3 separate regions of the Homo sapiens genome follow, and all the other regions are linked to region 1. The links are chromatin loops, found by intact Hi-C in ENCODE. Cell type or tissue: mammary epithelial cell. All regions are shown on one strand. Links, peaks and the distances in the headings refer to the core of each region. The heading gives the core; the rest is flanking DNA.

Region 1 (10,560 bases), core at 2,084-10,083:
TTAGTAGAGACGGGGGTTTCACCATTTTGGCCAGGCTGGTCTTGAACTCCTGACCTCAGGTGATCCACCTGCCTTAGTCTTCCAAAGTGCTGGGATTACAGGCTTGAGCCACCAATATACATTGTATCTGTATGTATATTTATGCGTGTTTTAGGATATCTTTCTTTCTTTCTTTCCTTCCTTCCTTCCTTCCTTCCTTCCTTCCTTCCTTCCTTCCTTCCCTCCCTCTCTCCATCTCTCCCTCCCTCCTTCCTTCCTTCCTTCCCTCCCTCTCTCCATCTTTTTTTCCTTCCTTCCTCCCTCCCTGCATTCCTTCCTTCCTTTTAGAGTCAGGGTCTCACTCTGTCACTCAGGCTGGAGTGCAGTGGCATGATCATAGCTCATTGTAAGCCCGAAATCCTGAGTTCAAGTGATCCTCCCACCTTGGCCTCCAGAGTAGCATAGGACTGCAGGTGTACACCACCATGCCCAGTTAATTTTTTTATTTTTTGTAGAGAAGGGTCTTGCCATGTTGTCCAGGTCTCAAACTCCTGGCCTCAAGTGATCCTTTGGCCTCAGCCTTCCAAAGTGCTGGTATTACAGGTGTGAGCTACTGTGCCTGGCCCTTTCTTTCTTTTTTAAGTCAACTTTTTTTGTTTGTTTGTTTGAGACGGAGTTTCACTCTTGTTGCCCAGGCTGGAGTGCAGTGGCACGATCTCAGCTCACCGAAACATCCACCTCCCAGGTTCAAGCAATTCTCCTGCCTCAGCCTCCCGAGTAGCTGGGATTACAGGCGTGCACCACAATGCCCGGCTAATTCTGTATTTTTAGTAGAGATGGGGTTTCTCCATGTTGGTTAGGTTGGTCTTGAACTCCTGACCTCAGGTGATCCACCCACCTCGGCCTTCCAAAGTGTTGGGATTACAGGCGTGAGCCACCGCACCCAGCAATCAACCTTTTAATTTTGGAATAATTTTAGATTACAGAAAAGTTGCTGAGATAGTGGAGCGTTCCCAAGTGCCCTTTACCCAATTTTGTTAACATCTTACATTAATCATGATACACTTGTGAAAATTAAAAAATTAACATTGGGGTATTACTGTTAACTAAACTACAGACATTATTCAGATTTCACCAGTTTTCCCACTAATGTGCTTTTCTGTTAAAGGATTCTATCCAGGATACCATATTGCACTGAGTTGTTATGTCTCCTTAGTCTCTTCTGATCTGTAACAGTTTCTGAGTCCTTTCTTGCTTTTCCTAACCTTGACAGTTTTGAAGAGTACTGGTCAGGTATTTCGTAGAAGGCTCTTTAATTGGGTTTCTCTGATGTTTTCCCCATGATTAAAGTAGGGTTGTGGGTTTTTGAAAAGGATATTACAGGGGTAAAGTGTCCTCATCACATCATTTCAGGGGGTGTCTATGATATTAAAACGACATTGCAGGTGATGTTCACTTTGATCACTTGGTTCATGCATTGTCTGCCACGTTTCTCCACTGTAAAGTTACTATTTTCCCTTTTCCATACTGTGTTCTTTTGTTTTTTTTTTCTGAGACGGAGTCTTGCTTTGTTGCCCAGGCTGCAGTGCAGCGGCACTTGGCTCACCACAACTTCCGCCTCCCAGGTTCAAACGATTCTCCTGCCTCAGCCTCCTGAGTAGCTGGGCTTACAGGCGCGTGCCACCATGCCCGGCTAATTTTTAGTAGAGACGGGGTTTCGCCATGTTGGTCAGGCTGGTCTGGAACTCCTGACCCCGTGATCCATCTGCCTTGGTCTACCAAAGTGCTGGGATTAACAGGCGTGAGCCACCGTGCCCGGCCTCCATATTGTATTCTTTGGAAGCAAGTTAGTAAGTCCCGCCCACACTAAGGTGGAGAGGAATTAATCTTCACTTCCTAGTGAAGGTTTTATATATATATATATATATATATATATATATATATATATATATATATATATATAAAATTTGGAATTCTTCTGTAAGGAAGATTTGTTCCTTCTCTATGTATTTATTCAATTATTTATTTATATCAGTATGAACATATGTATACTTAGTTGATACTTTTGGTTATAATCCGGTACTATGTTATTTTGCTGCTCAAATATTTCCAGCTTTGGCCATTGGGAGCTCTTTCAGGTTGGCTTCTCTGTTCCTTTAACTGTTTTCATTCTCTTCTTTTTTCTTTTTTTTTTTGCTACTTTCTATATTTTGGTATATTGCTTGAATTTTCTACATTAGCATGATTAGAAAATCTTAATGATTAGAAAATTAGAGGAACATAGATGCATATATGGTTATTTTCACCTTAATATTGTGGAAAAAAGATCTGGCAACTACTTTGATGGTTTACCAACTGATTTCTGCTTGTTTCTCAACTGCCTTGCAAGCCAAGTAAGACAGCAAAGAATTACTTCTCACAGAAATTAAACTTCAGTAGATATCTGCGAGTAGTAGGTAAAATGATAGCAGTTGGAGTAAACTTCAATAGTTTTCAACTGTTGTGCCTGTTAGGTTCAGTTAAAAAAAATTTCCAGGCCTAGCGCACTGGCTCACACCTGGAATCATAGCACTTTGGGAGGCTGAGGCGGGCAGATCACTTCAGGTCAGGAGTTCAAAACCGGCCAGGCCAATTGTACTAAAAATACAAAAAAAATTAGCCGGGCATGGAGGCAGACACCTGTAATCCCAGCTACTCTGGAAGCTGAGGCAGGAGAATCGCTTGAACCTGCGAGGCGGAGGTTGCAGTGGGCTGAGATCGTGCCATTGCACTCCAGCCTGGGTGACAGAGTGAGACTCCATCTCAAAAAAAAAAAAATGTCCAGGAGAGGAGTTTGCATTAAATCATTCAGTAACACCGATTACACACCTTTGTAGTAGGCATTGGGAAAGTGGGGAAAAAAAAGAGGTTGGTAGGTTGGGATGGGGGCATGAGTTAGGAGGTAAGATGATGGTGTAGCAGGATGAGCCGCAGACAAAACCTCTCAGACACCGAGTTGTAGAAGGAAGGGCTTTATTCAGCTGGGAGCATTGGCAAGCCACTGCCTTAAAATCCGAGCTCCCTGAGTGCACAATTTCTGTCCCTTTTAAGGGTTCACAACACTAAAGATTTCACATGAAAGTGTCGTGATTGATTTGAGCAAGCAAGGGGTACGTGACAGGGGCTGCATGCACCGGTGGTCAGAGACAAACAGAACAGGGCAGGGAGTTTCACAATGTTCTATACAATGTCTGGAATCTATGAATAACATCGGTTTCTAGGTTATGAGTTGATTTTTATTTTATTTATTTATTTATTTATTTATTTATTTATTTATTTATTTTGAGACGGAGTCTCGCTCTGTCACCCAGGCTGGAGTGCAGTGGCGCCATCTCGGCTCACTGCAAGCTCCGCCTCCCAGGTTCACGCCATTCTCCTGCCTCAACGTCCCAAGTAGCTGGGACTACAGGCACCCGCCACCACACCCGGCTAATTTTTTTTAATATATATTTAGTAGAGACGGGGTTTCACCGTGTTAGCCAGGGTGGTCTCGATCTCCTGACTTCGTGATCCACCCGCCTCGGCCTCCCAAAGCGCTGGGATTACAGGCGTGAGCCACTGCGCCCAGCCTGAGTTGATTTTTAACTACTGGGTTTAGGCCAGGCAGAGCCAGGCCTGGTTTTGGGCCTGGCGCCGGACTGCCTGTCTTTGATTTCACTTCTTTTTTCTCTCTTAAAACAGGTACTGAGTATAAAACAATATAAAACAATATGAGAGGGTCTCTCTCTTCCCTCAATGGCAAGTATGCTTTTGAGTAATGAACTTCTGTACCATACCAATTACCCAGGGGAGTGGTAGATCTTAAAGACAAAGATTAATTGATTGATTTTGTTTTCTTCTCAAATTCCTTTTACCAAAAGACAGAGATAATAAAACAATATTTATATTTGAGAGGTGGTGATGGTTGTGGTCAAAACGACCAGCTGAAAGTCATAATGTCCAAGCAAGATGAGGGAAAGCTCTGGGGGCAGGCAGTAATAACCATAACAGCAAACACATACTATGAACCAGGCACTACTTATCAACAGTTTATCAACCCATTAAAAGCTTATTGCAGCCGGGCGTGGTGGCTCATGCCTGTAATCCCAGCACTTTGGGAGGCTTAGGTGGGCAGTCACCTGAGGTCAGGAGTTCGAGACCAGCTTGGCCAACATGGTGAATTAGTGAGGCATGGTGATGTGCCCCTGTAATCTCAGCTACGCGGGAGGCTGAGGCGGGAGAATCACTTGAACCCAGGAAGCGGAGTTTGGTTGCAATGAGCCGAGATCGCGCCATTGTGCTCCAGCTTGGGCGACAGAGTGACACTGTCTCAAAAAAAACAAAAAACAGTCTGGGAGAGGTGGCTAACGCCTGTCATCCCAGCACTTTGGGAGGCCGATGTGGGCGGATCATCTGAAATAGGGAATTCGAGACCAGCCTGACCAACATGGAAAAACCCTGTCTCTACAAGAAACACAAAATTAGCCAGGAGTGGTGGCACATGCCTGTAATCCCAGCTACTCGGGAGGCTGAGGCAGGAGAATCGCTTGAACCCGGGAGGCAGAGGTTGCGGTGAGCTGAGATCGTGCCATTGCACTCCGGCCTGGGCAACAAGAGCGAAACTCCATCTCAAAAACAAATAGAAACAAAAACACAACAAAAACCTTATTACAATCCTGTGAACTAGCTACTGTCATTACTATAATGTAGATGAACAAACTGGGACATGGACAGTTGACAAAACATTCCCAACCACACACTAGGAATGAGCTGGGATAGGAAACCAGGCACTCTGGCTCTATTACTCCTAATGCCATACACACGAGCTGACTTAGGAGAAAACAGAAAGTACTGTTCGCACAATACTAACTGGTTCTACCGCCACTGTTCGCTTGCATTTGTTTTTTCCTTCTTGTTAGGAACACGTATCTTTGAAGGAGGTATCATTTCTCCCACAATTCTCCATTTAACGTTTCCTACAGTGTTAAGCACCACCGAGGCCTCTCATAGCCCCAGAGAAGAAGTAATTTGCTTCCTAGAAATCCTCACTGTATCCAGATTCCCTCCCAGAGGAGCCATCAGTTCTCATGGGTGGCACTTTTTCTCCAGCTGATTACACTTTTTTTCTGTACCAGTTAATTTTTCCAACTTCTAATTGAATAAAGGCAGTTTTCTTAAAAAAAAAAAAAAGAGAAAGAAAAACGGAAAGGAAGGAAGAGGAAAGGAAGGAAGAAATGAAGAAAGGAAGGAAGGAAAGAAAGGAGAGGGACAGAAAGAAAAAAAGGAAAGAGAGAAAGAAAGGAAAGGAAAGTAAGAAATGGAAGGGACCTGCAGAAACGATTCACCACGCGCGGCTGACCCTGGGAGGAGCCACAGGTTGAACCAGCGCCTCCCAGGCTGGACGCCCGCCGCGGACACCGCAGACAGTCCCACCCCCAGCGGCGACAGCAACTCTCTGAATTCCGGAAAGAACCTTTTCCAGCGGGACCGGAAGCCCGGCGGGGACCGTAGCGGGGACGGACTGACCTACCGACCATTCTTCCGGGTCCAGAAGGTGATCTCCGCCCGTGCTCAGAATCCAGGGGCCCGGGGCTGTAGGTAGGAGTTAAGTGGGTAGGATCCCTTAACCAGGGTTGTCCGGTGCAGGTGGTGTGTGTTGTTTCGCCTAACGTGTCAGTGGCACAAATCACGCGAACTTCATAAACATTGTGCGTTCGGAAGCCTTTCCAAGATGCATTTAATCCCTGCGTGAGCCCACGTTAGGCATTCACGAAGGCATGTGCACTGTTCTCTCGGAAGCGGCTGGCCGGCTTCCCCTCCTCGCGCGCGGCTGTGGGTGCAGGTCCTCACTTCCCAGCCTCCCATGGGCCCAAGGCCTTCTGGGCTCCAATTTGAGGCGAGCCACCCCAGATCCGTAATTTTTCTGCAGTGATTTATTTTTACCTTTCTGGTAAGTTCCAAAGCTTCCAGCTCACATTCAGACGTTTTCCCTAACGCAACTACGTATTTGCAACATACTTTTTTCAGATTCCTTGACAAGGATATCCTAGCGGCGAAACAACACCGTACTGGGAGTCAGAACGTCTGGGTTCTAGTCTTGACTGCCATTAACTAGCGGTATGACATTGGAGAAGCTTTTTTGACCCTTCTGGATTTCCGTTTCCTTTTCTGTAAAATGAGGAGCTTGGAGTAAGTGACAAGTTTCCTTCCAGTTTTGACATTTGGGTTATTGCCTCCAATGTGTCTTTCCAGTTCCTGCCTCAATTACATATCTGTGCTTTGGTTAATATCTCGTAGGGTCCTTCCTCCCACTCCATTAATCTGTGCTCTTCTCAAATCTGGTTTCATACTGATTTAAAAATTATTTTCTCAAGGAATCCTGTGTTACCTGAGCACTCTACTTCTTGGTCCAGGGGCACAAACGTAAATAAGATATTTTCCATGTGCCATTCTTAGAAGTATTTAATGTGTGTAAATACTATTGAATGAATTTCCAAATCTTCTTTTTTTTTTCTTTAGACAGAGTCTCACTGTCGCCCAGGCTGGAGTGCAGTGGCCTGATCTCGGCTCACTGCAGTCTCTGCCTCCTGGGTTCAAGCGATTCTCCTGCCTCAGCCTCCCAAGTCGCTGGGATTACAGGCGCCCGCCACCGTACCCGGCTAATTTTTGTACTTTTAGTAGAGAGGGGGTTTCACCATGTTGGCCAGGCTGGTCTCGAACTCCTGACCTCAGGTGATCCGCCCGCCTCGACCTCCCAAAGTGCTAGGATTACAGGCATGAGCCATCACGCCCAGCCTGAATTTCTAAATCTTAATGTGTTTATTTCGTTGGCATTAAGTTAGATTTTTCCTTGATCTTTACTCGAATAAGCCTTTTAAGGTAAAATGCTTGCTCGATTACACACACATACACAACCTCATAATTGTCCGAAGGTAAACAAGTTAATGACTTGTGAATATTTTTAACTTATAAGCAATGAATCCTCAAAGCTTATAAGCGAGTATCAAGACATGTGATATGGTTTTAAAATAGCTGATGATAAAGTATATACATCATCTCATTTTCTCCTCTTAGTCTTGTAATAGGAAGGACAGATATTCAAACACTTATTTATTTATTTATTTTTAACAGAGATCCGGAAAATGAGGCCCATAGGAAACAAGTGACTTGCTGAGTCCAGATAACACTGACTGTCAGAGTGAGTGTCCACCTAAGGTTCCTTTGTTGCCTAATAAGATACTTTCTTTGCTATACTGTACTTGTTTCTGTTATCATTTCTTTTCTTTCTTTTAAAAAATATTCAGTATAGGCCAGGCGCGGTGGCTCACGCCTGTAATCCCAGCACTTTGGGAGGCCAAGGCGGATAGATCACCTGAGGTCAGGAGTTCAAGACCAGCCTGGCCAACACGGTGAAACCCCGTCTCTACTAAAAATACAAAATAATTAGCCGGGTGTGCTGGCAGGCACCTGTAATCCCAGCGACTTGGGAGGCTGAGGCAGGAGAATCCCCTGAACCCAGCAGGTGGAGGTTGTAGTGAGCCAAGATCACGCCATTGCACTCCAGCCTGAGCGATGAGCAAAACTCCATCTCAAAAAAAAAAATTCAGTATATTCTATTTACCATGTCAGAACCATACATTTACTATGTCAGAACCATAAAATACACTTTGGGAAGATTGGTTGAAATGTAACATTTAGGCTAGGCGTGGTGGCTCACGCCTGTAATCCCAGCACTTTGGGAGGCTGAGACAGGTGGATCACCTGAGGTCAGGAGTTTGAGACTAGCCTGGCCAACATGGTAAAACCCGGTGTCTACTAAAAATACAAAAATTAGCCTGACACGGTGGCACACACCTGTAGTTCAAGCTACTTGGGAGGCTAAGGCTGGAGAAAATTGCTTGAACCCAGGAGGCAGAGGTTGCAGTGGGCTGAGATCACACCACTGAACTCCACCCTGGGCAACAGAGCGAGACTCCATCTGAAAAAAAAAAAAAAAAAAAAAAGAATGAAATGTAGCATTTAATGCCTAGTTATCTAGCAAAGATCACCCGTCCAGAGCCTTAATTTCTTTGGTCACATCAAATAACTATTATCATTTGTGAACAATTTTAAAGACTATCTAGTAGAAAATATAAATATATTTATATAATATATATGTTGTATATAAATATAAAATATAAGCATATTGTAGAAATGCCATATTATGAGATAAATCATTAAAAAAAAATTTTTTTTTTTTTTGAGACAGAGTCTCGCTCTGTCTCCCCGGCTGGAGTGCAGTGGCGTGATCTTGGCTCACTGCAACCTCTGTCTCCCGGGTTCAAGAAATTCTCCTGCCTCAGCCTCCCAAGTAGCTGGGACTACAGGCATGTGCCACCACGCCCAGGTAATTTTTTTGTATTTTTAATAGAGACGGGGTTTCACCATGTCGGTCAGGCTGGCGTCGAACTCCTGACCTCAAATGATCTGCCTGCCTTGGCCTCCCACAGTGCTGAGATTACAGGCATGAGCCACTGCGCCTGGCCAAAAATTTTAAGGCTTTGTAAAAGTTTATAATTTTGTTCAAGATAGCTTTATATGGTTAAGGTAAACGCATTGAAATAGTTCATAATTTCCATTCTTTTTTTTTTGTAATGCTGAAGAATATATGTGTCTCTCAGTATCTATGGGGCATTGGTTCCAGGACCCCCGCTGCCGCATGCCAAAATTTACAGATGTCCAAGTTCCTTATATAAAATGGCGTATATTTACATGTAACCTAAGCACATACCATTGTATACTTCATGTCATCTCTAGATTACTTATGATACCTAATACAAAGCAAATACTATGTAAACAGTATACTTTAGGGAATAATGACAAGGAAAAAGGTGTACATATTCAGTAGAGACAGAACCATCTTTTTAAAAAATTAAAAAAATTTTCGATCCACAATTGTTTGAATCCACAAATGTGGAACACATGGATACAAAGGGCTGATTAGTAATGTTTAATGATATAAAATAATATTCACAATGTATTCTTTAGTGTAAAAAGTTGTAAAACAAAATTAATATGACCTTATTTTTGTGAGTAAAATAGATAAAAGCACAAAGAAAAGAGTTGAAAATATATATATTAAAATGTTAACTAAAGTTATTTTTGAGTAGTGAGTAAAAGAAAATCTATACTGAAGAGTCTAAAAGGCTATACCCACTACTTGGAAATGTACTCTCCATTGAAAAGCAAACAGACAAACAAAAAAAACCTTAAAATGACTTTACAATTTATAGAAATAATTTTGCATATTATTGCAATGAAAACACGACCCTAGGTTATAATCAGTCATCATAGGTAGTGTCTCGTGTGCCTGAGATTCATTGTATTGGCAAGCTTGCTTTAACGACAATGAACTGTTTGTGGAATGGAACCTGGCTTATTAAACTTTGAATCAACAATATCAAGCAGAAAGCCTGGCATATGGTACTTAGGAAATGTTTCCTAAGAAGAAAACATGTTCTTCTTCATTTTTTTTTTTTTTTTCAAGACAGAGTTTTGTTCTTGTCGTCCAGGCTAGAGTGCAATGGCATGATCTCGGCTCACTGCAACCTCGACCTCCCGGGTTCAAGTGATTCTCCTGCCTCAGCCTTCTGGGTAGCTGGGATTGCAGGCGCCCGCCACCATGTCCGGCTGATTTTTGTATTTTTAGTAGAGACAGGGTTTCACGACGTTGGCCAGGCTAGTCTCGAACTCCTGACCTGAGGTGATCCGCCCACCTCGGCCTCCCAAAGTGCTGGGATTACAGGCATGAGCCACCACACCCAGCTGGAAAACATGTTCTTTTTACGTTGTTTTTGTCGTTCCTGTCCTTAAAAACTGAAAAGCAAAGCCATAGAAATGCAGTCTTGAGAGCAGAGGCAATAGAGGCCACGGGGAGGAAAAGAACTATATTACTAATGAGTTCTGTTACAGTTTTTTCTCAAAAAAACTCTTCTTTTATTCTAAGAATAATACTCAAAAGGCATTATTCAATAAATATTGGGTGTCTTCTTCCTACTATAAAGCATCTTTTTTTAGGGGGTGAGATGGGAAGATGGAAAAGTGTTAAGAGTTCAAAGACGATTCCAACTAGAGGAAGTGTGTGCAAAGTTTCAGAGCTGAGATGAGAAACCATTAGAGATGACAGGTGGGTTACAATAACAAAAGCTTGAGAGGTAGGAGTGTAGAGACTCTAAGAGTGTAAGAAATAAAGTAAGGCTGGGCATGGTGGCTCATGCCTGTAATTTCAACACTGTGGGAGGCCAAGGTGGATCACTAGATCCCGGGAGTTTGAGACTAACCTAGACAATGTGGTGAAACACCATCTCTACCAAAAAAACAAACAAAAAATTATCTGGGCATAGTGGTGCGCACCTCTAGTCCCAGCTATTAGGGAGGCTGAGGTGAGAGCATCACCTTAGCCTGGGAGGTCGAGGCTGCAATGAGCTGTGACCATACCACTGCATTCCAGCCTCCAGCCTGGATGATAGAGTGAGACCCGGTTTCAAAAAAGAAGTTTCAGGGTGTTTAACAGAAATGTTATCA
Region 2 (10,560 bases), core at 1,059-9,058, 240 kb before region 1:
GACCACAGGCGCCCGCCACCACGCCCGGGTAATTTTTTGTATTTTCGGTACAGACGGGGTTTCACCATGTTAGTAGCCAGGATGGTCTCGATCTCCTGAGCTCGTGATCTGCCCGCCTCGGGCTCCCTATTTTAAATATTTTTAAAAAATAGTCTTTGCCAATCTACTAGGTTAAAATGATAGCCCCCCCCACAGCCCTTTTTTTTTCTCGAGACAGAGTCTCGCTCTGTCACCCACGCTGGAGTGCAGTGGTGACATCTTCGCTCACTGCAACCTCCACCTCCCGGGTTCAAGCGATTCTCCTGCCTCAGCCTTCCAAGGAGCTGGGATTACAGGCACCCGCCACCAAGCCTGGCTAATTTTTGTATTTTTAGTACGGGCAGGGTTTCACTATGTTGGCCGGGCTAGGCTGGTCTCAAACTCCTGACCTCAAGTGATCTGCCTACCTCGGCCTCCCAAAGCGCTGGGATTACAGGCATGAGCCACCACGCCCGGCCTCATCCACACTCATTGTTCAGCATTAGAGTCTTTCTTTGTCTTCAGTCTCTTCCAAATGCTTCTCAATTCCACTGGAAGCAGATAACTATGATGTAAGAGTTTTCCTTTCTTTTATTTTCTTAGCCTTGTTTCTAAATCTCTAAATCTAAATGGGCAATGTGGATTCCTTCAGGCCTGCAAGTTCTCTCATTTGTTTCAAAATATTTTATTATTTCATTTTCTCCTTAAAACATAAGGCTTTTCTTTTTATTCATTGCTTGAGATTCTTATAAGCAGGATGCTTACACAGATTTGAGATAATGTATTCAATACGCTTATCATAAAATAAACTCAGAAGAACAGCTTGCACACTGTTAGAGCAATGCATATGGATGTACTGGGGCAAGAGTAAGAAGATAGCATGGGTGTGTGTTACGCATAGGTCATTTAGCAGTGTTTTCAGTGTTTCACAGTAATGCAAAGCACAGTCATCTCTTGGAAAATCACAACTTATTTTGGCAATTTTATTACTCCTTTTACTGTTCTTACCACATAGGAACAAATTTTAATGTTAAAGATATGTATAACAGGCCGGGTGCGGTGGCTCATGCCTGTAATCCCAGCACTTTGAGAGGCCAAGGTGAGTGGATCACTTGAGGTCAGGAGTTTGAGACTAGCCTGCCCAACATGGCAAAACCTCGTCTCTACTAAAAATTAGCTTGGCGTGGTGATGGGCGCCTGTACTCAGCTAATTGGGAGGCTGAGGCAGGAAAATCGCTTGAACCTGGAGACAGAGGTTGCAGTGAGCCGATATTGCACCTCTGTACTCCACCCTGGGCAACAGAGTGAGACCCTGTCTCCAAAAAAAAAAAAAAAAGATACATGTAACAAAACTAAAATAGATGCACACACATAAATAAATATATATACACAGTACATGACACACATACACACACCAAGCACTTTTACCATGGGGTTGATAAAGGCTAGGATTACAGGCGTGAGCCACCGCGCCTGGCTGAGAACACATATTAAAAGTACTTGGGATTATGCTAGGTACTTAGTAAATGCTTAATACATATTAGATATTGTTATTGTATGTAGTTTAGGTATCGGTTTGCTTAAAAATTTGCAGCATGAATGCAAGGAACTATTCATTTTATTTTGCCTCTTCTTTCAATGACAAATCATTTGTGTTTTTTGCTGCAGCCCTAGGAAATCTCTTGCTTCTCCCCATCCCCTGTACTGATACTGAGTGTCTGCCCTACTAAAGGAATATAAAATTCAAATCGTAACAACATGACTGCATTTTCAAGGACCTTGTGAATAACAATTATTCACATTTATATAGTACTTTACAGTTTACAAAGAGATTACATCTATTTGACTTACAGCAAACTTGTGAGCTAAATAAAGATGATATTAAGATTTTCTCCCTCTTTTAAATGGTGTATTAGTTTGCTAGGACTGCTATAACAAATTACCACAGACTGGGTGGCTTGAGCGGCAGACATTTATTTTCTGAAAGTTCTGAAGTCTATGTCTCTGATCAAGTTATTGGCAGGGTTGGTTTCCTTTGAGGCTTCTCGTCTTGGCTTGCAGATGGCTGTCTTCTCCCTGTGTCTATACCTGGTCTTACCCCTATACAGCCTATGTACTAATCTCCGTTTCTTATAAGCATATCAGTCATATTGGATTAAGGCCCCCTAATAACCTCATTTTAACTTAATTACCTCTTTAAAAACCTTATCTCCAAATATCGCATTCTGAGGCACTGTGGACTATCACTTCAGCATATGAATTTGAGGGTAACACAAATTCCACACATTAACAGATGGAAGAACTGAGTCTGTGAGGTCAAGTGTCTTGCCCAGGCTCAGAGCACAGTCAGGACTTGTTTTCTGTACTAGACACCTAAGCAACAAGGAAACTTCTAATTTTCACTTTCTGATATATCATGGAATTTTTTCCACATCATTGAAAACACTTCTACATAATCCTTTTTAATATTACCTAGTTTCCCATTGTGTGATCATAATTTATGTAAGCAATCCTGCATTGATCTAAGATGTTTCTTGCACTTTTTAAAAAAATATGCCTGGGAAACATAGCGAGACCCTGCCTCTGCAAAAGAAAAAAAAAAATTATCCAGGAATGGTGGCAAGCACCTGTAGTCTCAGCTACTCAGGAGGCTGAGATGGGAAGATTGCTTGAATTCAGGAGTTGGAGGCTGCAGTGAGCTCTGATTACACCACTGTACTCCAGCCTGGGCAACAGAGTGAGACCCTGTCTTAAAATAATAATAATAACAACAATAATAATAATTCTACTATGAGCACCCTTGTAATTAAATATTTGCCACTAACCTTTATCATTTTGTGAAGATGAATTCCTAAAAGTAGAATTGTTGAATCACACATTATGCGGCTTTTAAAGATACTTCTACTTACTTTTTTTAAGAGTTAAGTATTGCACCTCCTACAATAATCATGGTTAAATGTTAAGTAGTTATCTTTTTTATAGTAGTGTTTTATATTCATGAGTCTACACATCCATACACATGCACAGATATATCTCAGATAGTTTGGATATTGCAAAATTAATCAAGGAAAGACTATTGTGAATTCTGGAGGAGGCTGACTCATTAATTTCACGAGTGGATCTCCAACTCCAACACAATGTTTGGCACTGAGAAACCCTCATTGAATATTTGATGAATATCTGAATGATAATCTAAGAATATAGTGCCTTACATTTGCCTAAAAATAATCTATTTATCTTTGCTGCCCCTGGGAGAGATGGTAAAGTTGTAACTACTGCAAAACAGGATTTCATTTTGTTTTAACACTAACAAAACATGCTTACATTCTAGATCAGAGGGCTTAAAGTAACTATTAGCAATAGGCTTAAAAATACCCACACAATGGAAGTGTTATTTTAAAAAATAATTTATAGACCGTATAGAACGTCACTAATGAATTCAGCTTTCAAGAGCAGGAAAAAGGTCACTGCTTTAATCCTGTTAATTGCCTTTATTCTGGCTCTAGAAATTTTAGAAGTTCTAAATTATAAGTTCATTGCAAATATTCTTATTTGATTATTTGGCTCATATAACGGCAAAGGAATAGAGGAGGTTTCCATGGGTTGGCAAATAAATAATTACCTGTCATATTTTGAAATTCTCCCAATGAGTTGTTACCTTTTTCATTGCATTTGCAAATGTAACATCACAAAATTGCCATTGTTTTTTCAATTTTTTTGTTTTCTGTTTCTCATAATCTATAAAATATTCAGCAGCTCAATTTAAAATAGAGAAATAACAAAAACACATTAAGCTTTCAAATTGCAGCTAAACACATTAATTTGGTGTAAAATGCTATAACCTAAAATCCTTTCTTTCTTTACTCATTGAGTGCATACTATGCTTGAAGCATTAGGCTGAAAACATAGAACTACAGATGTGTTACATTCTAAATTCCAACTGTTTGACAATTTGCTTTTTTTTCAGGATAGAATGTGGTTTCTTCATCTCTAAATGTTTTGTGGGACTATTCCTGCATTTTGACTTCCCTTTCTTTATTCATTAAGGTTTTCCCCATTGTTTTATTATTTGATTTGTGTATAGGTAAATAATCATTCTGTCCGTTTTACTTTCTTCTCTTCTACCTTTTATTACTTACTGAGTTGACTCTTTCATGTGTCTTCCATTGTGTTTTCTCACCTATTTTCCTGATTTTTTTCCTTTTAAGTACTGTATTAGTGACTTTGGGGAGGACAACTAACTTATGGAAAATGTTTATGTCTACCTTAGCTCTAATTCAAGTTCTCTTAAAGGCAGCTTTGACCTAAATTAATGGACTCTAAACTCTTTTGATCAGATACTCCATCAATAAAAAAATGTTTGAACACTCCCCGTAATATATGAGTATATATTTATGTACAAATGATATACATGTAATATACATTTATGAATATAAATAATTATATAATGTATGATTTAAAAACAAAAGTTGACAATGGAAATTAACAAAGGATGAGATTAAAATATGTATGTTGATGTTCGCATACTTTTTCTCTGAGCATCAATGGATCATCTTGTGCACCCACTGTGGAGGCCACTAGCTTGGGCTTTATCCTTGTCAGACAAGTAAGGAAATCAATGAGTGTCCTATTTACTCTAGTCCCTTTTAGAATATTCTGGGGAAAATGATGATGATAACTTCAAGATTCATATTTGGAACCCAGGACATTGAGCTTAACAATAATATATGTGCCTTGAAAAAATCAAACATTACAGAACTACACAATGAAGAAAGTGAAAGTCTCCCATTTTTCTTACTATCTAAAGAAAACCATTGTAATTGTTTGGTTATTGGCCTCCACATTTTTTTAAATGAACATATTAACGTATATTATTATCTTCTTTAACCAAAATGTGGCCATTCTCATTTATACGAGTTGTTTCATTACTTAATTTTCCAAGGATATCTTTCTGTGTTGATAAAAAGAGATTTTCTTTTAAAAGGATGCATGGGCCAGATGCCGTAGCTCATGCCTGTAATCCCAGCATTTTGGGAGGCCAAGGCAGGCAGATCTCTCAAGCCCAGGAGTTCAAGACCAGCCTGGCAACATGGTGGAACCACCATCTCTACAAAAAAAACAATAATTTGTTGGGCTTGTTGGCTCCTGCTTGTAGTCCCAGCTACTCGGGAGGCTAAGGTGGGATGTTTGCTTGAGCCTGGGAGGTCAAGGCTGCAGTGAGCCCTGACTGCGCCAGTACACTCCGGCCTGGGTGACAGAGTGAGATCTTGTCTCTAAAAAATAATAAATAAATAAATAAATAAATAAAAGATGCATGTGTTCCATTGTATGATGTATCTTAACTTATTTAATAAGTACTTATTCATACTCATTCCCAATGTTTCGCTCTCATAAACAATGGTACAATAAACATTCATGTACATATATTTTTGCATTCTTCCCTGGGTGTTTTCATAAGATAAAAGTGGAATTCTGGGTGTAAGGATATGAAATGTTTTTGGAACAATAAAATTTTCCATTGGTATTACTTAATTGCCCTCCAAAAGATAGCAGTAATACCCTCCCCAAAAGATTGGCTGCTTATTTTCCCATATCCTCTTTAGCGCTAAAAGGTATTAGCGTTTCAATGTTCTTTTTGGTCTGGAATGAAAAAAAATTTTTACTTGTTTTAATTTGCCTTTGTTTAATTGTTAATGTGACTGAGGATTCTTTTATATATTGGTCACATATTTGTGGGAGCAATAATTTTTTGTTGTTTCTATTTTTAACTTTTCATTATGGAAATTTGCAAGCATACAGAAAAGAAACATCATGCTTTAAAAATTGTCAGCGTTTTTTGCCAAACCAAGACGTCATATTATTTTATATAGGAAGTAGGATTGGAAGATGTCATTTAATGCCCTTTTGACCCAGGCACTCACTCCTAATTCCTTGGCTTTCCATAACAAGTTGTGAACTGTCTTGCTGCAGTGAAAACGTAGGTGCTGATTTAGATCACCAGAGGGCAGACCACGGGAAAAAAGGGAAAAAAGGAAAGGAAATCAACATCAACCAAGATCCTGCTTCAGTGTGACCCAGAGGTCTTAGGGAGCTTGCTCTCCCATTAATATTGGAGAGGAGGGGAGATTAATCAGAGGCATTGTTTTAAACCGTAGTAATGCATTTAATTATCTGATAGTAATATATTTAATTATCTGAGAGTAATGTATTTTATTATCAGATAAAATATGTTTTCTCATGAATTTCTAATCATTCTTTTATGGCATCCAAAAATTATGTTTTAATTACAATTGCATCAAATCTGTAAGACAGTTTGAAAAAAAAAGGTCCTTATGATATTTATTTTTCCTGTTGAAGAATATGGTGTTTTCCCCATTTAAGTCTTCATTTGTATCTCTCAATCAGCATTGTAGTTTTCCTTATAAAGATCATGCATATCACTCATTTTGCTTGGGTGAGTTTATTTTACATACATTCTAATTGGGTTTTGATGATTTTACAGAAATATACTGATTTTAGCAGCATTAACATTTAATATCTTTTTTTTTTTTTTTTTTTTAGACAGAATCTCGCTCTGTCTCACAGGCTGGAGTGCAGTGGCATGATCTCGGCTCACTGCAAACTCCGCCTCGCAGGTTCATGCCATTCTCCTGTCTCAGCCTCCCGAGTATCTGGGACTACAGGCACCCGCCACCACGCCCGGCTAATTTTTTGTATTTTTTAGTAGAGACGGGGTTTCACCATGTTAGCCAAGATGGTTTTCACCGTGTTAGCCAGGGTGATCTCGATCTCCTGACCTCGTGATCCGCCCGCCTCAGCCTCCCAAAGTGCTAGGATTACAGGCATGAGCCACCGTGCCTGGCCAATATCTGTGTTCTTTTATTAATTATAGTAGTTATGAGGTGATTCTTTTTAATTTTCTTGCTATGCAATCATATATTCTAAAAAATATATATTTTTTGTTTTTGCCCTTCCACTGTTTCTCTTTTTTCTGTTTCGTATTTTATTACAGTCACTAAAGATGATAAACAATGTGAAATGTTTAATAATGATGATAAAGAATGAATCTTTAGGCCAGGCACAGTGGCTCACACCCTATAATCCCAGCACTTTGGGAGGCCAAGGTGGGAGGATTGCTTCAGCCCAGGAGTTTCATACCAGCCTGGGAAACATTTTGAGATCCTGTCCCTACAGAACATACAAATAAAATTAGCCATGTGTGGTGTGCATCTGTGGCCCCAGTTACTGGGGAGGCTGAGGTAGGTGGATCCCTTGAGCCCAGGAGGTGGAGGCTGCAGTGATCTGTGATTGCACCAGGGCACTCCAGCCTGGGTGTCAAAGGGAGACTCTGTCTCAAAAAAAAAAAAAAAAGACAAAAGAATACATCTTTACCAGGTATAACTGACTTTTTAAAATTTTTAAGAAAGGCTGGGCATGGTGGCTCACGCCTGTAATCCCAGCACTTTGGGAAGCTGAGCAGGCGGATCACCTGAGGTCAGGAGTTCAAGACAAGCCTGGCCAACATGGTGAAATCCCATATCTACTAAAAATAAAAAAATTAGCTAGGTGTGGTGGTGCAAGCCTGTAATCCCAGCTACTCAGGAGGCTGAGGCAGGAGGATCATTTGAACCTGGGAGGCGAGGGATACAGTGAGCCAAGATCATGCCACTGCATTCCAGCCTGGGTGACAAGAGCAAAACTTCATCTCAAAAAAAAAAATTGTAAGAAATACTCTTCATTATGCTTATTTTAATTTTTTTTTCACCCAGCCTGGGCAACAGAGCAAGACTCTTTGTCTCGAAACAAAGAAAAAAAAAGTTTTTATAGAGATGGGGGTCTCACTGTGTTACCCAGGGTGGTCTTGAAGTCCTGTGCTCAAGCAATTCTCCCACTTTGGCCTCCCAAAGTGCTGGGATTACAGACATAAGCCACCTTGCCCAGCCCAGGTTAAGGTTTTAATGTATTTTTGAACTGTTTGCTGGCATTTTAACTATTTTATATCTAATATTTATAGTAGGATTTGTCTTACTAAAATTTTTTGGTGTATCACATCTTTATTGAATTATAGTGTCAGAGCTATGTTTAGCTCATAAGAGAACTAGATAATATACAATTATTTTCTCTTTTGTTCCAGAAAAATATATAATGATTTTTATCCATGTCAGTATTATTTATATATTCCTAAGGCATTTCTGAAAAGAATGCTGTTTTTAAAATTTAAAAGTGGAAAATAAATAAATGTTTGTATCACAGTAGAGACATTTTATAATTCAAAACCCTTAACTGTTAATAGAGGTTATTTTTTTTCTACCCCTACATGTTAAAGAAGTGCCTACCAAACTCATCATAAAAGATTATTTCTGTCTGGGTGTGCTATGGGTTATACTATTATATAAAGCAGACAAAATCCTTTATTTTCCTCAGCTGTTCTGCTCAGTCACAGAAAGAATAAAATGATGCCTAGTTATTCAGCATCTGAAATGTTATACCAAGTCAAAAGTTGCTGCATATTTACTTTTCACAAGAAGCTATTGCATTTCTTAGGTGCTGGAAGATAATAGCCACAATAAGCCATTACATTTCTTACTAGCTTATAGATAATAAAATTCCAAGGAAGTCTTCCTTGGAAGAAAAAGGCAGTAAAGAATTTGACCCTTGTTTTATCTAGTTGTATATCTTGCCTCTAAAAGTAACTTTTCAAGCCAGCAAGGGTGTGTAAATAAAGAAAAAGAAAAAAAATAGAAGTAACTCATAGCATGGATAATTAAAAAGTAGTTGTGATAAACTTCCAGGTAAGTAATATTGATAAAGCTTAATTATGACCCTTTCACTCACAACTGGTCATACTCCATGACAGCATCAACAGAACTTTCTACCCTAATGAAAATGTTCTATTTCTGCATGTCCAGTGTGCTCTGTGTCCAGTGTGGCTCTTGAGAGCTTGAAATATGGCTTGTACAACTGAGAAACTGAATTTTCTTTTAATTTAATTTAATTTATTTATTTATTTTGAAATGGGGTCTTGCTCTGTTTTCCAGGCTGGGGTGCAATGGCACAGTCTCAGCTCACTGCAACCTCTGCCTTCTGGGTTCAAGCGATTCTCCTACCTCAGCCTCCTGAGTAGCTGGGATTACAGGCGTGCGCCACCACGGCCGGCTAATTTTTGTATTTTTAATAGAGACAGGGTTTCACCATGTTGTCCAGGCTAGTCTCGAACTCCTGACCTCAGGTAATCCGCCCACCTCGGCCTCTCAGATTGCTGGGATTATAGGTGTGAGGCACTGTCCAGGCCTATTTAATTTTAATTAATTTGAATTTAAGTAGTCACACGTGGCTAGTAGCTACCATATTGGACAGTGCAGCTTCAAAGTATGAAATTTACTCAGTATGAGTACATTAAAAACTTAGAATGTTTCACCACTAAACATGTCCTTACTATGCATACATAATTTTCATTTCTAATATTTTGACAGTTGAGAATCAGTATCAGTCTCTGCTCATGTCTCCAAAATTATTTATACTGGCATCTTAACAATTTGGTTTGACACTTACTTCCTATCTGAGCGTCCTTATTTTGCCATTCTGAGAAGGATCTGTTTTTTCCACCTTTGGCATTTTGTTGCTGTTGTTTCCCTTTGTTAACATTCTTTTAGCTCTGTCTGTACTTTTTGCATCTAATCCTACTGAATTTTTGCTATTTTTTTAATAGGTGATTTGGTTTAAATAATGGACATGAACATTTTGCCATGTATAAATTATGGATAATTATATCAAAAAATGGTCTTGGGTAAGCAGGAGAATCGCTTGAACCCAGGAGGCGGAGGTTGCAGTGAGCCGAGATCATGCCACTGGACTCCAGCATGGCGATAGAGCGAGACTCAGTCTCAAAAAAAAAGAGAGAGAAAACAAAAGAGTTTACCAGGCCGGGCATCCCAGCACTTTGGGAGAGTGCCAGTTATATCCATCTCCACAGGTTCCCTGAAGATCTCATTCTTATGACTAGTTATCTCCTTCACTCTAGAATCTAAGGAATGGTTTACAACTATTTATGGGTTCTTGTGTCTAATCTTTAAATTGTATTCTTGTTTTGTTGAGCATCCAGGGACATATTAGTTAATCATTTAGTCCTGGCTGTCTTGTGATTTTAAAAAATGCCTTTGGCGGTCGGGTGCAGTGGATCAAGCCTGTAATCCCAGCACTTTGGGAAGCCGAGGTGGGCAGATCACTTGAGCCCAAGAGTTTGGGACCCTCCTGGGCAACACGGGGAAACCCTGCCTCTACAAAAAAATACAAAAATTAGCTGAGCGTGGTGGCATGCACCTATACTCCCAGCTACTTGGGAGGCTGAGGCAGGAGAATCACTTGAACCCAGGTGGTGGAGGGTGCAGTGAGCCAAGATTGAGCCACTGCACTCCAGCCTGGGCGATAGAGTGAGAACTTGTCTCAAAAAAGAAAAAAAAAAAAGGTTTACAAAAAAAATTTTAATGAGAACTGTAAGAATTGAATCAACACTTTAGTACTGAAATTACACCCATATCATTG
Region 3 (10,560 bases), core at 1,815-9,814, 160 kb before region 1:
GGGCTGGCATGTCAGGGCTGCCCCAATCATGTGCCCACCTGGCTGGGCTGTGACAGTGCCTGGGCTCGGCCCCAACCTTGCTCCACAATTGCAGTGGGTACTGGGAGCAGGGAGAAGCCAGGCAGTGGGAGCAGGCACTTTGTTCCTGTGGGGGGCCTTCCTGGGCCCCCAAGAGCACAGAGATGCCCAGTTCCAAAGCTAGGCTTGGGCAGCTGCAGCTGCACCCAGGGAGATCCTGCCTCACTAACTCGGAAGGGGTGAGGCTCCCATTTGTCCCCAGCTCCCGCCAGCTCCATGGAATGTGCAGTCCCAGCCACACCTCCGAGATGGGAGCAGGCACTGACAGCAGGAGAAACCAGGCAATGAGAGCAAGCACTTCTGAGCCTGCAGGGGGAAGGGAGGTCTTCCTGGGCACCCAAGACCACAGAGATGCTGGGGTCTGGACCTGCACCAGAGTAGCTGTGGTGGCACCCAGGGAGACTTGGGCAGCACCTCCCTCCTGCAGCCATCATGGCAGCAGCCAGTCTAGATGGGCCGCTGCTGCCACCAGCATTAGTTTCCTATTGCTGCTGTAACAAATTACCACAAAGTTAGTAGCCTGCAACACTGCATATATATTATCTTTCAGTTCTGGAGGTCAGAAGTCTAAAATAGGTTAGCAGGCTGTATTCCTTCTGGAGGTTCTGAGGGAAAATCTGTTTCCTTGCCTTTTCCAGCTTCTACTTCTAGAAGCTATCTATATTTCAAGATTCATGATCCCTTTGAAGATCTTCTATCTTCCAAGTTGACAGTATAACATCTTCAAATTTCTCTCACTCTCTGACACATTATTTCCTTTTATAAGGGCCCCTGTGATTGCACTGAGCCCACCTGGATAATCCAGGATACTCTTTCCATCCCAAGATCTTTAATGTAGTCACATCTGCAAAGCCTTTTTCCCCTTGAAAAGTAACATATTCAGTTTTCAGGGATTAGGAGGTGTACATCTTTGGGGTACTATTATTCTTTCTCCAAAATATATGTAAGCTTAGTGTTATTTCTTCCTTAAATGTTTGGAAGAACGTACCAGTGAAACCATGTGGGACTGAGGTTTTATTTGTGGGAAGGTTTATAATAATACATTTAAGTTATTTAATACGTAATAGACTCTTCAGGCTTGGTATGGTGACTTGTGTCTGTAATTGCAGCACTTTGGGAGGCCAAGGCTTCAAACTCTTGGCCTCAAGTGATCCTTCTGCCTCAGCCTCATGAGTAGGTGGGACTATAGGCATATGTCACAATGGCTGGCTTTGATCACTGATTTCTGATGTTACTATTTTAATTGTTTTGGGGCACCATAAACCACATCCATATAACATGGTAAACTTACTCAATAAAGGTTGTGTGTGTTCTGACTGTCCCACCAACTAGCTATTATCCCGTCTCTGTCTCTCTCCTCTGGCCTTCATGTGAGACAACAATATTAAAATTAATCTACTTAATAACCCTACAACAGCCTCTGAGTATTCAAATGAAAGAAAGAGTTGGATGTCTCTCACTTTAAATCAAAAGCCAGGAATGATTAATTTTACAACTAAGATTAATGTTAGTTGTCATCTTCTCAAGGCATGTTAAAAGCCAAGATAGGCCAAAAGCTAGCCTCTTATGCCAAACAGTCAAGTTGTGAATGAAAAGGAAAAGTTCTTTTTTTTTTTTTTTTTTTTTTTTTTGAGACAGGGTATTCTCCGTCACCTAGGCTGGAATGCAGTAGCATGATGATGGCTCACTGTAGCCTTGACCTCCGGAGCTCAAGCCATCTTCCTACTTTGGCCTACCCCAAGTAGTTAGGACCACAGACGTAAGCCACCATGCCTGGCTAATTTTTAAATTTTTTATAGAGACTGGGTCTCCGCATGTTGCTCAGGGTGGTCAAAAGCTCATGGGCTCAAGCAATGTGCCCACCTTGGCCTCTTAAAGTGCTGGGATTACAGGCATGAGCCACTGCACTAAGTCTAAGAAATGTTCTTGAAAGAAATTAACACGCAAATAAGAAAGTGAGAATGTGAGAAAGTGAGAAAGGCTGTTGCCAATATGGAGAAAGTTTTAGCGGTCTGGATAGATCAAACCAGCCACAACATTCCCTTAACTTAAGGCAAGAAAGTTAGCAAGGCCCTAACTCTCTTCAGTTCTGTGAAGCTGAGACAGGTAAGCATGCTGCAAAAGAAAAGTTGGAAGGTAGTGGAGGTTGGTTCATGAAATTTCATGAAGAAGCTGTCTCCATAACATGAAAGTGCAAGGTGAACAGCAAGTGTTAATACAGAAGCTGCAGCAAATTATCCAGAAGACCTAGCTAAGATTATTGATCAAGGTGGCTACACTAAATAACAGATTTTTAATGTATACAAAATAGCCCTCTATCAGAGGAAGATGCCATCTAGGACTTTCAAAGCTAGAGAGAAGTCAATGCCTAGCTTCAAAGAACAGACTGACTTTCTTGGTGGGGGCTAATGCAGATGGTGACTTTAACTTGAAGCCGATGCTCATTTAGCATTCCAAAAATTATAAGGCCCTTAAGAATTACGCTAAATTGGTGTGTACACCCAATCTCAGCTGGTCCACCCAAGACCCCCTGAGCACCAACCCTAGTCCCCCGGGTGGCCCCTTATCCACTCCGACAAGATGAAAGAAGCAATCATGAACCAGGAAAAACTCGCAAACTGCAGGCACAAGTGCGCATTGGTGGGAAAGAACTGCTTGCAGAAAGAAGGTGGTTCATAGAGCAGCCGCAGCAGATGATAAAAAACTTCAATTCTCCTTAAAGAAGTTAGGGGTAAACAATATCTCTGGTATTGAAGAGGTGAATATGTTTACAAACCAAGGAACAGTAACCACTTTAACAACCCTAAAGTTCAGGCATCTCTGGCAGCGAACACTTTCACCGTTACAGGCCATGCTCAGATAAAGCAGCTGGCAGAAATGCTACCCAGCATCTTAAACCAGCTTGGTACAGGCAGTCTGACTAATTTAAGGAGACTGGATGAAGCTCTGCCCAACAATCTGTGGATGGAAAAGCACCACTTGCTACTGGCGAGGATGATGATGATGAAGTTCCAGATCTTGTGGAGAAATTTGAAGAGGCTTCCAAGAATGGGGCAAACTGAATTGAGTCAACTTCTGAAGATAAAACTTAAAGTTACTGGGAGCTGCTATTTTATATTATGACTGCTTTTTAAGAAATTTTTGTTTATGGATCTGATAAAATCTAGATCTCTAATATTTTTAAGCCCAAGCCCCTTGGACACTGCAGCTCTTTTCAGTTTTTGCTTATACACAGTTCATTCTTTGCAGCTAATTAAACCAAAGAAACTTGGGAATCAAGTTTGAAACAAAGGTTAATAAAGTTCTTTGCCTAGTTAAAAAAAAGAAAGAATTATACTAAATCTACTCTGCCTGTGCTCTATTAAAGGAGCACCAAAGTCCACCTGACAGCACATCTGTTTACAGCATGGTTTACCGAATATTATAAGCCCACTGTTGAGACCTGCTGCTCAGGAAAAAAAAGATTCCTTTCAAAATAACATTGCTAGGGCCCAGTGCAGTGGCTCACGCCTGTAATCCCAGCACTTTGGGAGGCTGAGGCGGGTGGATCATGAGGCCAGGAGTTCGAGACCAACCTGACCAACATGGTGAAACCCCATCTCTACTAAAAATACAAAAATTAGCATGGCGTAGTGGCGTGTGCCTGTAATCCCAGCTACTCGAGAGGCTGAGGCAGGAGAATCGCTTGAACCAGGGAGGCAGAGGTTGCAGTGAGCTGAGATTGCACCATTGCACTCCAGCTTGGGCAACAGAGCAAGATTCCATCTAAAATAAATAAGTAAATAAATAAAAATAACATTGCTCACTGACAATGTACCTGGTCATCTAAGAGCCCTGCTGGAGGTATACAAGGAGATTAATGTTTTCCTGCCTGCTAACACAACATCCATTCTGCGGCCCACAGATCAAGGAATAATTCAACTTTCATCTTGTTATTTGTTTGGAGAAAAAGTCTCAAAGTGTTGTTTCCCTCTGCTCTCACACCACAACAATCAACACAGAAGGCTTCTGTGGCTAAATGTGTGGGGATTTTTGCCCACCAACAAGCAGTGAACACCAATCTGATACTACCTGGAGACAGATCAGATCCCACAGGTTGAGGGCTCAGTCCTCAAGGCTAATCCCCAAGCTTCAGACACAAGTCACAAGTCTGGGCCTGGTGAACTTCTGACTGTCTTCAAGTTGGAGTCCCCACAACCACTTCTTTGGGTTCAATTGATTTGCTGGAGTGGCTCACCGAACTCAGGGAAACATTTATTAATACATTTACTGGTTTATTATAAAGGACATTATAAAGGATACACATGAAGAGAAGTATACAGTGAGGTATAGGTGAAGGAGCACGGAGGTTCCATGTCTTCTCTGAGTGCACCATACTGTAGGAACCTCCACATATTCAGCTATCTGGAAGCACTCCAAATCCTGCTCTTTTGGGTTTCAGAGAGGTTTCGTTACATAGGCATGATTAATTAAACCATTGGCCATTGGTGTTCAATTAACCTTTGTCCCCTTATCCCCTCACCGGAGGTTGGGGGATGGGGTTGAAAGTCCCTATCCTCTAATCATGCTTTGGTCTTTCCAGTGACCACTCCCAACCTGAAGCTATTACTCAATATTAGCCGTACAAAGAGACAGCACTTTGGAGATTCCAAGGATTTTAGGAGTTGTGTGCCAGGAAATGGGGAAAAAGCCCAAATATACATTTCATGATATGACATTAAGAAATATGCTATAGCTGCCAATGATAGTGATTTCTGTGATGGTTCTGGAAAAAATACCTTGAATACCTTCTGGAAAGAGTTCACCATTCTAGATGTCTTTTCGAATATCCACGATTCATAGGAGGTCAAAATATTAATATTAACAGAAGTTTGGAAGAAGTTTATTCCAACCCTTATGGTTGACTTTGAGGGGTTCAAGACTTCAGGGGAGGAGGTAACTGTGGTGGAAATGGTAAGAGAACTAGAAGTGGAACCTGAAGAAGTAGTTGAACTGCTGCAATCTCATGATAAAACTTGAACGAATGAGTAGTTACTTCTGATAGATGAGCAAAGAAAGTGGTTTCTTGAGATGGAATATACTCTCAAGTGAAGATACCATGAACATTGTTGAAATGACGACAAGAACTTAGGATATTCCATAAAATTAGTGAATAAAGCAATGGCAGGGTTTGAGAGGATCGACCTCAATTTTTAAAGAAGTTCTACTGTGGGTACAATGCTATCAAGCAGCAGCTCATGCTACAAAGAACTCTTTTGTGAAAGGAAGAGCCAATCAATGTAGCACACTTCATTACTGTCTTATTTGAAGAAATTGCCACAGCCACCCTAACCTTCAATAACTACCATTCTGATTGATTAGGAGCCAGCAACATTAAGATAAGACCCTCCACCAGCAAAATAATTTTGGGTCATTGAAGGCTCAGATGATCATTAGCATTTTTTAGCAATAGAGTATTTTTTAATGCAGGTATATATATTTTTTTATACATAATGCTACTGCACACTTAATAGACTACAGTATAGTATAAACATAACTTCTTATGCACTGGGAAACCAAAAAATTTGTATCTCCTGCTTTATTGCAATATTCGCTTTATTGCAGTGGTCTAGAACCAAACTACTCCAAGGTGTGGCTATACTTAAAATCATGATGTCTTAATTTGTTTGCTTAAAATATATCTGCATGTGTATTCTAAGCAGATAAATCAAGACATGATTATTCATATTATTAGAGGTAAGTGAAATTTAGAGAGAGGTCTCCAGGCTAGACCATATTCATTTCTCTCTTTGAACTCCTGTGGTTGTTGCTGTCTACACTATCCCCTTACTACTCGAAGTGTAATTTCAGAGGTATTCCTGTAATTGTAATATAATGCCAGCATATGTTTTTTATGTTACAAAACATAACAAACATTATTTCAGGAAAATCGAAATACCATCAACAAATGAAATGTGAAATAATGCCCTTGATAGTAATTTCTTTTCCTTTCTACCAATAGAGGGCAACATGAACAAGTTGCTGACTTGATGGCAGTGTTCAAACCTCCTGTCTCAGCAAAGTTCAAAAAAGACAGTATTAAACTTGTGACAAACAAAAGCAGTAGAAGTTGAAACTATAAAACATTAGTAGGAGGAGCTCCTGTCTGGTTTCTCTGCCTACAGTCTCACCTCTTTCCAATCCCCCTACTATAGTGCTGCTAGAAATTTCTTCTAAAGGAGAAATCTGATATCATTCCCTTGATTTTTTTTTTTAAAGCTCAGTTGTACTCTACGACCAATAGGATAAAAGGCCAAGTTCTTTAGTGTGATATTTGGGTTTCTTCTTAATATGACTTTAACTTTCATTTCTCACCATTGTCCACATTTGGAAACTTCTTTAGCCACGTCAAGCTACTCATGGCTCCTCAGACACAATATACTCTTCTATACCTTGATGATGCTTTGCTTTGGTGGTTCTTCCACCTGAAATTCCCTGTACTTCCACTCCCCATTAAACACTTACTTATCACTCAAGGCCTGGCTCAAAAGTCATCTTTCTGTGGAGACTTTCTTGACTTTCCATTATTGAACCTTGTTTCTCCCACAAATAGCATATACTACAGATTGAATTGTTTTAGAATAATTAGTTTGTATTCCTTAGCAGACTACAAGGTCTCTGAGGGTTCATGTGTCAAAAGGAAATGTCTTATTCATCTTCATGTCTCCAATGCCTAGTATGCAGTAAATACTCATAATGTGTGTTTGTTGAATGAACAAAGAAAAGGAACTAAATAGAGAGTTCTCATATTGGACAAAACACCTTGTGTAAAATTTTAGACAGACATTGCAGCTAAGGCTTGTAGATGGTGCTTCTCACAAGATCAGGAAGCATCAGATGTTACCAAAAGATTATTTTTGAAATATATAGATGTTTTTGGAGAATTTTAATTTCCCTATTGCCTCTTAGCAGCCAGATTTTTTTTGTAGTATAGTTAAGATGGAGGTTCTTTGGTGCAGAAGTACAGGGATATTATGTTACTTACAATTTAGAGAAATCCTGGTTGCACGAGGTCACCTATTTCTAAGCCAGGTGGAATTCTACTTTCCTGCTTCTCTGGAGACAAGGGATGATCTACAGTCTGTGTGTACTTGGCATACTCAATAACCAATTCCAGTCTCATTTATGTCTGTTTGCTGAGATTAGCGTTCACACAGTGACGGAAGAAGAAGGTATTCCTTTCATGATTCTACCTCAGACTTGTACACTGCAATACATTTAAAAACACATGATGTATATACCAGTAAGTAGACACAGCTGATGTTTTGCAGAGGTGATCATTGCTATACCATCTGCCAGGTTTTGCAGTTGGTTTAAAAAAAAAAAAAGAAATTAGTTCAGCAGGATTTGCTCTTCACAAAATCATGTTGAGTTTTGCCAATTCTATGTAATTTGATATGCTCTTGCTAATTGAGTAAGAGAAAAATGCTTTCACATTGCACTGCAGGAAAAATATGGCCATTGTCCTTATGACCCTTGTTAAAAAAAAAAATTCGGTCATGAGTTAGATAGGGTTATAGTAAATAAAGGTGAAAATAAAAAAGACTGAGACAGCTGAGTAATTCAAAATTGTAACTAAATCAAAACTGTTTGTAGCTACCATAATAAAATTGATATACTACTGCCATGTCTTAAACTAAACAGAAGGAGGAGGTTAAGATCTAAAACTAAGAGTAGGCTGCCTTTTGGGATCGAAATAAATCCAGTCCAGAGCTTGGAGGTCTGTCTACTAGTAAATTTCCATAAAAAGTGTGTAGGAGTTTGTGATACATGACACAGATAGTTTCTTCCTAATTCAGAGTCGAAATCCTCACATGATGAATGTATTGCAAAAGATAAGCAATCTAGCTGATGATTAGAAAAAAGGATTTGTTAGGAGACTTTTTGGCCCTTTGTTTTTTTTGTTTTGTTTTGTTTTGTTTTTTGTTGTTGTTGTTTTTTTGAGACAGGGTCTCACTCTGTGGCTCAGGCTGGAGTGCAGTGGTGTGATCACAGCTCACTGCAGCCTCGACCTCCTGGACTCAGGTGATCATCCCACCCCAGTGTCCCCAGTTGCTGGGACTACAGGTGCATGCCATCATGCCTGGCTAATTTTTGTACTTTTTGTAGAGCAGGGGTTTCACCAAGTTTCCCAAGCTGGTCTCAAGTTCTCGGGCTCAAGCGATCCTCCCGCCTTCCCCTCCCAACGTGCTAGGATTATAGGTGTGAGTCACTCTGCCCGGCCTACTATGTTAATTTCATAATGATTGAAAATTAATTAATTCAACAAATTTATATATTCCACTAATACAGAGCACATACTATCTGCAAGACACTGCAGGACACTGATACTATATATTTGTCGGTTAAAATAAAATTGTTGGCCAGGCACAGTGGCTCACACCTGTAATCCCAGCACTTTGGGAGGCAAGGGCAGGAGGATCACTTGACCCTAGACCCTATGTGTTGAAGACCAGCCTGAGTAATGTAGTGAAACCCCATCTCTTAAAAAAAAAAAAAATTAGCCAGGAATGGTGACACACACCTATAGTACCAGCTACTCAGGAGGCTGAGGTAGGAGGGTGGCTTAAGCCTGGGAGATCAAGGCTGCAGTGAGCTGTGATCATGCCACTACACTCCAACCTGGGTGATAGAGCAAGACACTGTAAAAAAAAAAAATTAATACCTTGCAGCAATCGATCATAGATGTTGACCTATACGCCATAAATTTTATGGCAGTTTAACATTCTTATCAGCTGCCTCTGTCTCTTCATGACATTTTACCAAAAGCTTAAGCTTCTGTTAAATTGAAAATAATTGCCTTCTTATATGACTTTCAGAAAATCTACAGAAATGGTTCTAGGTGTTCTCCACACCTTTCACATGCAGCTCTGTGCTACACAGTCTTCTACTGGGGCTTCTGGTCCCACTGTCTTCTGTGCCCTGAAGGTTGACCTCTATGGACACCATCATATGGGGCTTCTTATTCTTTACTTCCAGGGGGTTCAGCCAGAAGGGAAGCACTGGCCTGAAATATAAGTGAGGAGGATGGAGAGATTGGGATATTTATTTGCCTTTCTTCTGCATCATGATTATGGCAGTGGCTCCACACTGTATGGACACAGTTCCTATTTAAAGACTCCTCTTCCAAGGCTCCAGGTCTTTCAGGGTTCTGGCAGCACAGTTTCCTCCTCTTGCCCCTTCAGGCCTAGGGGTGAGAAGTGCTCCTTGCTATCGTTCATCCTTGGGTGGTTCCCTGCCCCCATGTTCATTCACTTACCTTCTCATGCCTCTCTAAATCATTCCTTCATTACTTTCTTTTCACTTAAATGCTTTTTTTTTGTCTGAAGCAGCCTAAAGTTAAACACTTTAAGTGTGCCCTCTGCTTCCTGCTAGAACTCAAGAAGACTAGAAACAAACAAACAAAAATTTTATATACAGAAGAAAAGTTATCAATGGTAACATGCTGAAAGAATGAAAGCAATTCGAACTATATCTGAATCAACAGAGTAATGAAATTCAGCTTCCAAGGAGCTTGTAGACCATTTCTGCAATTCCAGAAGGTAACTATATACAATATAGTTGGATAGTTTATTTAATTATTTGTAGTCAGTTAATTCACAGGGAAGAAAGTCATTCCTGTTTTTTGTTTTGTTTTATTTGCATCCTATGCATTCAACAAGGATAGAGCCGCGCCTATTTCTTTGCCTATAGTGTATGGCTGCTTCTTGCTACAATGGCAGAGTTGAGTCATTGTGAGAGAGACCTTATGGCTCACAGAGCCTAAAATATTTACTATCTGGCCTTTTACAGAAAAAGTTTGCCGACCTCTGAACTAATTGATTGAATGATATATAGTTTGTAGTTTTATTTCTTTTGGCCTCATTTAGACACAGTCTTTTGTGCTCAGTATGCTTATCTTATACATATGGTGGTTCAATAAATATTGATTAGTGAAGAAATTGGGAATGCACTGACAAACTTAGAACTCATGACCGTCAGTTTTGTGATAAACATGGAGAACATATTTTAATTTTTTGTAAGATTTATTAGCCAAATTGTATACATGATTATAGGAATTTGAACTCTGATTTTGTAAAAATTGTTAACCTGGGTTGGGTGTGGTGGCTCACACCTGTAATCCCAGCACTTTGGGAGGTGGAGGCAGGCAGATCACTTGAGGCCAGGAATTTGAGACCAGCCTGGCCAACATGGCAAAACCCATCTCCTACTAAAAATACAAAAATTAGCCAGGCACAGTGGTCCATGCGTGTAATCCCAGCTACTCGGGAGGCTGAGGCATGAGAATCACTTGAGCCTGGGAGGCGGAGGATGCAGTGAGCCAAGATCGCGCTACTGCACTGCAGCCTGGGCGACGCAGCGAGACTCTGTCTTAAAAAAAAAAAAAAAAAAAATTGTTGACCTGGCAGTACTACGCATTTAGTATATGATAAATATCATTAC

The links. A loop is a pair of places that touch in the nucleus more often than their neighbours do. Peaks named below come from ENCODE experiments on the same cell type or tissue, not always from the same donor. Only the 100,000 strongest peaks of a DNase experiment are listed, where the experiment ranks them.
Region 2: a loop joins it to region 1, with 8 times the contacts of the local background. A loop is called at or near these places in 12 of 110 quality-filtered maps.
Region 3: it touches region 1 in a loop (9-fold over the local background); 28 of 110 quality-filtered maps call a loop at or near these places.

What each region holds. Positions count from the first base shown.
Region 1 is chr2:55,264,204-55,274,763 of GRCh38, reverse strand. It overlaps MTIF2 (mitochondrial translational initiation factor 2), which reads left to right and starts at 5,533. Exons shown (of 16, transcript NM_002453.3): 1 at 5,533-5,595; 2 at 6,025-6,186; 3 at 7,129-7,195. RefSeq lists enhancers at 4,672-5,495, 5,441-5,590. In mammary epithelial cell, for the core only: a CTCF peak has its summit at 5,374; a DNase peak (open chromatin) is centred at 5,483; H3K4me3 peaks cover 1,865 bases; H3K27ac peaks cover 1,964 bases.
Region 2 is chr2:55,507,154-55,517,713 of GRCh38, reverse strand. No RefSeq gene overlaps it. Among named protein-coding and RNA genes, the nearest start is that of CFAP36, 7.3 kb to the left of the region's middle. In mammary epithelial cell, for the core only: a CTCF peak has its summit at 6,012 (motif pointing right); no DNase peak of the experiment used is centred there.
Region 3 is chr2:55,427,729-55,438,288 of GRCh38, reverse strand. It overlaps the pseudogene BTF3P5. Among named protein-coding and RNA genes, the nearest start is that of CCDC88A, 13 kb to the right of the region's middle. In mammary epithelial cell, for the core only: a CTCF peak has its summit at 6,079 (motif pointing right); no DNase peak of the experiment used is centred there.